Regions from separate parts of the Homo sapiens genome. Here regions 1 and 2 are each linked to region 3. Evidence: chromatin contacts called from ENCODE Hi-C or POLR2A ChIA-PET data. All regions are on one chromosome and are shown on one strand. The core of a region is the stretch at or near the end of the contact, and the rest is flanking DNA. Distances in the headings are between cores, read along the strand shown.

What was found. A loop is a pair of places that touch in the nucleus more often than their neighbours do. ChIA-PET counts read pairs that join two places held with the same protein, here RNA polymerase II (POLR2A). Pooled maps may share reads with other maps.
Region 1: a loop to region 3 is called in a map of PC-9, with 8 times the contacts of the local background. The contact joins two enhancer-like sites. A Hi-C loop is called at or near these places in 1 of 168 maps with a recorded cell type or tissue (PC-9) and 3 of 50 pooled maps. POLR2A ChIA-PET finds 5 or more read pairs at or near these places in 5 of 52 experiments (MCF 10A, OCI-LY7, SK-N-SH and 1 more).
Region 2: a map of mammary epithelial cell shows a loop between it and region 3 (6-fold over the local background). The contact joins two enhancer-like sites. A Hi-C loop is called at or near these places in 17 of 168 maps with a recorded cell type or tissue (B cell, Caco-2, GM12878 and 11 more), 18 of 37 single-sample maps with no recorded cell type and 18 of 50 pooled maps. POLR2A ChIA-PET finds 5 or more read pairs at or near these places in 10 of 52 experiments (A549, B cell, CD8-positive, alpha-beta memory T cell and 7 more).

The regions. Positions count from the first base shown.
Region 1 is chr17:2,892,289-2,894,988 of GRCh38, forward strand. The region is part of intron 2 of RAP1GAP2 (RAP1 GTPase activating protein 2); the gene reads left to right. Among named protein-coding and RNA genes, the nearest start is that of RAP1GAP2-AS1, 72 kb to the right of the region's middle. RefSeq lists enhancers at 203-1,402, 946-1,729. Within about 2 kb of position 1,268, at least 9 of the 41 ENCODE cell types and tissues checked have a DNase peak (open chromatin) inside an H3K27ac peak, as active enhancers do; they include PC-9, where a contact is called at or near this core.
Region 2 is chr17:2,924,865-2,927,564 of GRCh38, forward strand. All of the region lies in intron 3 of RAP1GAP2 (RAP1 GTPase activating protein 2), which reads left to right. Among named protein-coding and RNA genes, the nearest start is that of RAP1GAP2-AS1, 40 kb to the right of the region's middle. RefSeq lists enhancers at 482-1,200, 1,201-1,917. Within about 2 kb of position 1,312, at least 3 of the 41 ENCODE cell types and tissues checked have a DNase peak (open chromatin) inside an H3K27ac peak, as active enhancers do; they include mammary epithelial cell, where a contact is called at or near this core.
Region 3 is chr17:3,002,857-3,005,556 of GRCh38, forward strand. It overlaps RAP1GAP2 (RAP1 GTPase activating protein 2), which reads left to right. Exons shown (of 25, transcript NM_015085.5): 15 at 2,513-2,584. Among named protein-coding and RNA genes, the nearest start is that of RAP1GAP2-AS1, 38 kb to the left of the region's middle. RefSeq lists enhancers at 763-892, 1,063-1,112. Within about 2 kb of position 1,360, at least 37 of the 41 ENCODE cell types and tissues checked have a DNase peak (open chromatin) inside an H3K27ac peak, as active enhancers do; they include PC-9 and mammary epithelial cell, where a contact is called at or near this core.

The DNA.
Region 1 (2,700 bases), core at 18-2,517, 110 kb before region 3:
CAGTTCTGGAAGATGTTCTTGTACTATTTCCCTGCTAATCTTTCTGTTATGGTGAGACAACAGCCATTTTATTATGCTCAAGTTCTGTGGGTGAGGAATTCAGCTAGGGCGTGTTGGAGATGATGGCTTCTCTCTGCTTTCACAACGTCTGGGGACCTCATCTTGGGTGGCTCAGATGGCTGGAGATGACTGCGACGGTCCACTGGGGCTGTATGTCCGGGAGCTGGGCTGTGTTCTCATAGCATCTACTGGAGCTGAGATGCCCAAGGTGGTTTCTTCATGTGCATGGACTGGGATGTTTGGAGCATCTGGGCATCTCTCTCCATGTAGCCTCTCCATGTTCCCAGCTGCAGCATTGACAGTCTCAGTCAGGCCTTTCACGTGCAGGCTTGCTTTCTCTGGAGCAAATGTTCCTAGAGGTAGAGGTGGAAGCTGTCCTGTGACTCATTCCTGAAAGTGAGGTAATGTTACGTCTGTCTCATTCTGTTGGTCAAGACTGAGTCACAGGGCCAGCCCAGATTCAAGAGGGGAGCACACAAAGCCATCAGCACCAAGAGATGCCAGCTTTGGATACCAGCTGCCAGCTCCCCTCCCCTTTCTCTTTCTGGGAACTTTCTTGGTCGGCTATTTGATCTTTTTTCTCTTCCCTCTTTTGTTTTCTGTATCTTTATGTTTTTGTTCTACTTTTTGGGAGATTTCCTCAACTTAGTCTTTTCATCATATTTCTTTTTCTCTTTTTCTTTTTTCTTTTTTTTTGAGATGGAGTTTTGCTCTTGTTGCACAGGCTGGAGTGTAGTAGCGTGATCTTGGCTCACTGCAACCTCTGCCTCCCGGGTTCAAGTGATTCTCCTGCCTCAGCCTCCCAACTAGCTGGGATTACAGGCACCCGCCACCAGCTACTAGCCCGGCTAGTTTTTTTATTTTTTATTTTTAGTAGAGACGTGGTTTCTCCATGTTGGCCAGGCTGGTCTCGAACTCCTGACCTCAGGTGATCTGCCTGCCTCAGTCTCCCAAAGTGCTGGGATTACAGGCGTGAGCCACCGCACCCAGCCCCCTTACTGTTATTTTAATGGGCTTCAGAAGAAGTGGGATAATAAATGCGTGTGGTCAGTCTGACAGGTTCATCCTGGAAGTCTCAACAGGCTTCAGAATATCTCTATTTATATCTCCTAAAGGAAGTGAGGGTACATAGTTATCACTGCTGAAACATGATTTTTTATTGTGATAAATGTTATACATCCACACTGAATGAATCATAAGATGAATGCGCCTTTCCTCGCCATCCAGGTGAAGGGCGTTTACGGGCTGGGAAAATGCTGATAGCCCACACCTTGTGACTCCCGGCTTTTGTGAGTGGTTTCTGAAGCTGCCGGAGGCCGTGACCTTGTGCGCTGGCTGCCTCTGCTCTGACCATGACGCTGCTCCCCCCATGGAGGCCAGGCAGTGCCAGGCAGAGCCGCTGACTGCGCCCGGGAGGGGAACTGCTCTGTCGGCAGTTTCTGAGTGACGGAGTGCGTTTGAAGGGCTGGGTGCGTAGGCACCTGGCTTGGTGATTTCTTCAGCGCAGGGGAGGTGGAGCCTCTGCCACCCCCTGCTTGGCACGCGCTCTTCCCTGAGCACCGCCCTTCCAGCCCATCCCAGCAGGCTGCCTTCTCACCTCTCCTTCCCTGCCCCTTGGAGGGCTCCTGTTCATTTTTGCTTTATGAAAGCCGGCCAGGCGCTCATGTCTGTGATCCCAGCACTTTGGGAGGCCGAGGTGGGCAGATCACCTGAGGTCAAGGGTTTGAGACGAGCCTGGCCAACATGGCGAAACCCCGTCTCAACTAAAAATACAGAAAAAAAAAAAAGTTAGGCTGGGCATGGTGGCCCATGCCTGCAATCCCAGCACCCAGCACTTTGGGAGGCCAAGGCAGGCAGATCACCTGAGGTCAAGGGTTTGAGACCAGCTTGGCCAACATGGCAAAAACCCCATCTCTACTAAAAATACAAAACTTAGCCAGGCATGGTGGTAGGCACCTGTAGTCCCAGCTACTTGGGAGGCTGAGACAGGAGAATCGCTTGAACCCAGGAGGCGGAGCTTGCAGTGAGCCAAGATCGCGCCACTGCTCTCCAGACTGGGTGACAGAGCGAGACTCCGTTTCAAAAACAAACAAAAAACCCCCTAAAACCCCAAAGCCCTACATGCTGTCCCTGAGGGCCTCCACCCCTCCCGTGGCCTCAGCTTCCACCTCTGTTCTTGTTACACCTGTCTTTCTGCTTAGGTTTTAGTGCTGTTCTGATCCCATTTGGGTGTCCCAGGGGCCCCTGGCTTGCCGTGCGTCCAGAAAGAGAGCCTTATCATCTGCCTCTCGCAAAGCGACTCTCCTCCTCCGTCTGTATCACGGCTGAAGCGTCCGTCATTCTGTTTTCTGAAACCCAGGTTACTTGGTGTGTTTAGCTCTCGGCCCCCCCTTTACTTTCTGTCACCAAGTCCTCTTAATTTTGCTCCCGAAATGCCTTATGACTCTGACCCTTTCATGTCATTTCTGTGGCTGTGAGCGCAGTGGAGGGCAGCGCCCCTCGGCCCCGTTTCGGTCTTCCCCTGGCCCCTCCCTTCCAGCCGCTCCGTTCTCTCTCTGCTGCTTGCAGAGTCCTCCAGCAAAGCTCTGCAGGTCATGGGCACCCCGCCTCGGGCCCCTTGGCTTCCTTCCTTTGCCCTCG
Region 2 (2,700 bases), core at 62-2,561, 78 kb before region 3:
CTAGAGCTCTTTCCTCCGGGGGGCTAGTGGGTGGCCCAGGCTCAGAGGAGACCAGAATTGCATCTCATCTCAGAGATGCCACGGGGATCAGGAGAATTCTGAGAATCAGGTGAGATCCCCAATGGTGCCCTGACCTCAGGCCGCTGTGGATTCCAGATGTGGTTTGGGACTGTATGTGAGTGCCCCTTGGCGGTGGTCAGTTCCGTGGTCTGGAGAGCTGGGCTGTGGGAGACAGGAGGCAGGAGCTGTTGTTCTTGTCTGCTTGGCCTCGTGCTTGGTGACTCTTGGTTGAACCGGGAAGATGTGATCTCTGTTCTTTGAAGACATAATGGCCGTGAGGAGGCAAAAACCACAGAAACCTTCCTCCAAAAGTGATGCAAGATGAGCCATTCGCACACTGCTGTAAAGAAATACTTCATCGCAGTATAAATAGAAGAAATACCGGAGACTGGGTAATTTATAAAGAAAGAGGTTTAATTGACTCACAGTTCTGTATGGCTGGGGAGGCCTCAGGAAACTTACAATCATGAAGGAGAAGCATGTGCCTTCTTCACAAGGCAGCAGGAAAGAGAAGAGCGAAGGAGGAGCTTCCAAACACGTAAACCCATCAGATCTCATGAGAACTCACTCACTGTCACGAGAACAGCGTGGGGAAAACCGCTCCCTCGCTCCACTCGTGGGGATTACAGTTCGAGATGAGATTTGGATGGGGACACAGAGCCACACCTTTGCCAGGGTAAGCTGAAAAGGCCAGGAATTCCTTGGATGATGCTCTCCCTGCCTTTTCTCTAAGAGGAGGTTGATTCTGGGGCTTGGAAGGTACTTCCAGGCCATCCTTGAAGGAGCTCAGAGTGAGTCCTTCAAACACCAGCATGGAAAAGCAGAAAGCAGGCCAGCAGCCCTGGTCAGATCTGGGGAGCAGGAAGGCAGGTCTGCAAAGCCTGGGGAGGGTCCAGTCAGCGTGGGTCCGGGCCGGGTTAGGAACCTGGTCAGGCCAGGCCCGGTGGCTCATGCCTGTAATCCCAGCACTTTGGGAGGCTGAGGCAGGTGGATCACCTGAGGTCAGGAGTTTGAGACCAGCCTGGCCAACATGGCGAAAGCCCTGTCTCTACTAAAAATACAAAAATTAGCTGGGCGTGGTGGTGGGTGTCTGTAATCCCAGCTACTCAGGAGAGTGAGGCAGGAGAATAGCTTGAACCCAGGAGGCAGAGGTTGCAGTGAGCCGAGATCATGCCCGGGCAACACAGCAAGCCTCTGTCTCAAAAAAAAAAAAAAAAAAAGGAACCTGGTCAGAGCAGAGCAAGGCTGAGCCCTGGGGGTAACTGAGCTTAGTGTTACTCATGGAGACAGGAGCCAGGAAGCGCAGGCCTCCCGGCCCATCGGTGCAGCCTGACTTGGCGTGGACAGCCCCACCTCCACGGGCAGCGCCCACGTCCTCTTCACACGGCATGATCTCTACAACCCATCTGGCAGCTTTCTCCTTGCTGTGTGAGTCTTGGGCCTGGTAGAAGTCAGGAGTGTACACTTGGTTTTTTGAGGAGCAGCTCAGAGCTTCAAGGCAGTTACAACAATAAAGCTCACTGCACACTGTGAATATGTGCCCCAGAGCATCGCAGTTTTGAGGATGGGAGTGAGACTAGCAGTTCAGAGGCACGGTGCCAGAGTGTCACAGTTCCTCCCTCCCCCAAAGCCAGCTTGTACTTGAACCTGTCGGGAGGTTTCTATTAGTTTCTTATGGCCGCTGTCACAAATACCCACACACTTAGTGGCTTAAGACAACACAAATCTATCATCTTACAGTTCTGAGGTTAGAAGTATGGAATGGGTCTCACTGAGATCAAATCAAGATATTGCCAGGGGCTGGGCGCGATGGCTCACATCTGTAATCCTAGCACTTTGAGAGGCCGAGGCGGGCGGATCACCTGAGGTCAAGAGTTCGAGACCAGCCTGGCCAACATGGTGAAACCCTGTCTCTACTAAAAATACAAAAAATACTACAGGTGTGGTGGTGCATGCCTGTAGTCCCAGCTACTTGGGAGGTTGAGGCAGGATAATTGCTTGAACCCGGGAGGCGGAGGTTGCAGTGAGCTGAGATTGTGCCACTGCACTCCAGCCTGGGGAACAGAGCAAGACTCCATCTCAAAAAAAAAAAAAAAAAAAAAAGATATTGCCAGGGCCGCATTCCCTCTGTAGGCTCTAGGGGACAATCTATCCTCTTGTCTTGTCAGCTCCTAGAAGGCCACCTGTATTCTGGCCCCATACCTCTGTTTTCAAGGCCAGCCACGCTGGAGCAAGTCTTTTTTTTTTTAGACAGAATCTCGCTCTGTCACCCAGGCTGGAGTGCAGTGGCGCGATCTCGGCTCACTGCAAGCTCCGCCTCCCGGGTTCAGGCCGTTCTCCTGCCTCAGCCTCCCGAGTAGCTGGGACTACAGGCACCCGCCACCGCGCCCGGCTAATTTTTTGTATTTTTAGTAGAGACGGGGTTTCACCGTGTTAGCCAGGATGGTCTCGATCTCCTGACCTCGTGATCCGCCCGCCTTGGCCTCCCAAAGTGCTGGGATTACAGGCGTGAGCCACCGCGCCCGGCTGAGCAAGTCTTTCTCACACCGCCGTCTCTCGGATTCCCTCTCTTCTGCCTCCTTCTCATTACAGAGACTCTTTTGATCACACTGGGTGGACCTGGGTCATCCAGGCCCCTCT
Region 3 (2,700 bases), core at 110-2,609:
CTAGCCCTGACATCCTGCGGGAGGGAAGGAGGCGTGCTTGGGTGTGTGTGTGTGTGGTGGGTTGCAAGGTGCTTTGGGGAAACTCTATTTCAGGAGCCCTTTACTGGGTGCAGGTCAGCAGGGGAAGTGAAAAGGCCACTGGGCGACAGTGGTTACCCCTTACCAGCTGCTTGCTCATGCCAGGCACGGTGCTGGGTCCTTAGACGCACAGTCTTGAATCCTGACAAGCCCCTGGTGAGACAAGACCTCTCGCTAGAGGGAGGAAATGGAAGCTGAGAGCTGAACCCACTTAAGGCCTGAGGCCACAGAGCCAGGGAGCTGTGGCTGAGGTCCTGTCTGGGTCTGCTTGCGGTCTTGGTCATTGAGCCATCAGAGCAGGCGAGAAATTGGCTCCACGGAGTCGGGTGTGCACGAAGCATCACTCTGGATTATTTTTCAGAAATGAGTGTAGTCCTCATCCTGCCTGCTTGGAAGGAAAGTCCAGCTCAGCCATCACCAGGACTACCCCTTTCCCTCCCCCCTATCCCTGCCTCCCTCTCCGGAAGTCCTCAAAGGTGTCAGGAATCTCAGGTGAAGCCCACCGCCGGGGAGGGCCCTGTCTTTGTAGCCCCCTCCCCGTTTCCCGTCACGACTTGTCTGTTGCTCGGACGATGCTCTGTGTGCCACCGCGGCTCCCAGGCCACTCTTGGGCGTGGGGCCTTTGTCACGTTTGAAGCTTTCTGAGGTTCCCAGTGCATCCTCATGACCCACACCAAGCTCCTTCCTCCTTCCAGCCATGCAGGTCCCTTCCCCAGAGTCACCTGCATCTGCCTCTCTCCCTCCCTCCAAGCCCTCGCTGGAGGCCCTCGCTGCATTTAGAAAACAGGAAGGTGGGGCTGTGTTCAGGCAACTTCTGCTTTCAGTCCAGTGACCCAGATGTCCCCAAGAGGGGGGAACAACAAAGGCCTGGCCGCCTGGTTGGAATGGGGTCAAGAGAGGCGCACAATGAGGATGGAAGGTGAACGCACGTCGCAAGGAAGGGCCCTGTCCTCCGTGTGGCCCACAGGGCTCTGCTGTGGGACTGTCCAGCTGGAGGGTTGGATGGACTTGAGGATGTGTCTGAAGCCACTTACACGGTCGGCACAGACCACTCTAATGCAGGCTGGAGGAGGAGGGGGAGTGGGGTGGGAAGGGCAGAGCTGGGGCTGCCCTCTGGCCTCTGTCCCAGGTGCCCACGGTCTGCAGTCTCCCCATAGCCTTCCCACACCCCCACCCCTGATTCTGGCTCTGTGACTGAATTCTTGACCTGGGCCACCGGTGCCTGGTGGGTGGTGGTAGGGAACCGGGTTCAGCTGCTGGAGCCCAGCCAGAAATCACGTCAGCCGAACGCGCACCATTTCCTGACTCGGGGCACTGCAGTTTGGGCTGGGCAGACAGCCTGGAGCTTGAGAAGAGAAAGCCCGTATTGACCAGCTCTCTCCCGCTCCGTTTCCCCTCCGGACTCTGGCAGGGCCTTTCCTTGGCTCGGTGCCCAGCTGCCTGCTCACCCGGCCTGGCAGACTCTGCATCTGCTCCACTTCACAGGCCGGGGAGGCTGGCAGCACGCCAGGGCTGGGCTCACGTCAGCGGCTGTGTAGGGAAGGGAGGGCAGTCTCCCGAGAGCCTCACAGCCTCGTGGGCTGAGAATAGGTGAAGTCAGGGCACCTCTGTGCAGAGGGAAGGCGGGGTGTGGGGCCCGTCCCACGCCTGGGCGACCCCCATGCAGCGAACCTCGAGGCCGTCACTCTAAAGCTCAGTCTCACTCAGGGTGCCAGAGGTGCGCGCCCCACCCTCAGTTCCTAGCCTGGGCCTAGGACTGGCTGACCCCGTGTGTGGGGCCAGGGCTCCCGAACACGGGTCCACCGGCTGCACGAGAGTTTCCGGGGGGCCCTACCCTTCCGATTCGGCAGGTTTAGGCCAGAGCCCATGAACCCAGTCTGTATTTTTAAACACCTGAAGCAATTTTGAAGCAATTCTGATTTATGGCCGAGCTGAGGAGTCAGGCTTGGGAAGAGAACCCCAGAGACGGGTCGGGAGAGGTCTGGATGCTCTGTTCCTCTGCGGCTAATCACCTGTGGGACTTGGGGGCTTCTCTGTGTGTCTCTGGGCATCTGTTTCCTCATCAGGGAGAACAGTTCTCCCTGTGCCTTCTCAGTAGGATTAGCGTCACGGTCGAATGAGGTCACGAGATGCCATCTCCCGGGCACTTGTATGGCATTAAAATTAGGGTCCCAGCCCTGTCCAGTCATCTTGCCAAACCTGCTTCTGGCCTCCAGGAATGCAGATGAGAGGCTGCGGATGGCCCCACACCGTCCGGCCCCACTTCTAGGAACAGGGTCAGGGCCTGTGCTGGCGATGCTCACAGGAGTATTTTGTTTGTGTTCTGGGAAGAGGAGGAGGGAGAAGGTGAGTAGCTTTGTAAGGAGCGTGGCTCCCGTAGGGGCAGCGCTCGTCTCTTCCCTCCAGGTCCGTACCATGACTCTGTTTCACTCAGGTCTCTGTCACTGCGCGGGAAGATGTGCCCACCTTTGGTCCACCTCTGCCCAGTCCCCCCGTTTTCCAGAAGGTAGGACACTCTTCCTTCTGCCCCTCTCGCATCCACGATGCCAGGTCTCAGTGCTTGAGTAGCAATGGTTGGGATGGAGCCAAATTCAGGCTGGGAACATTAGGGAGCTCCTTTTG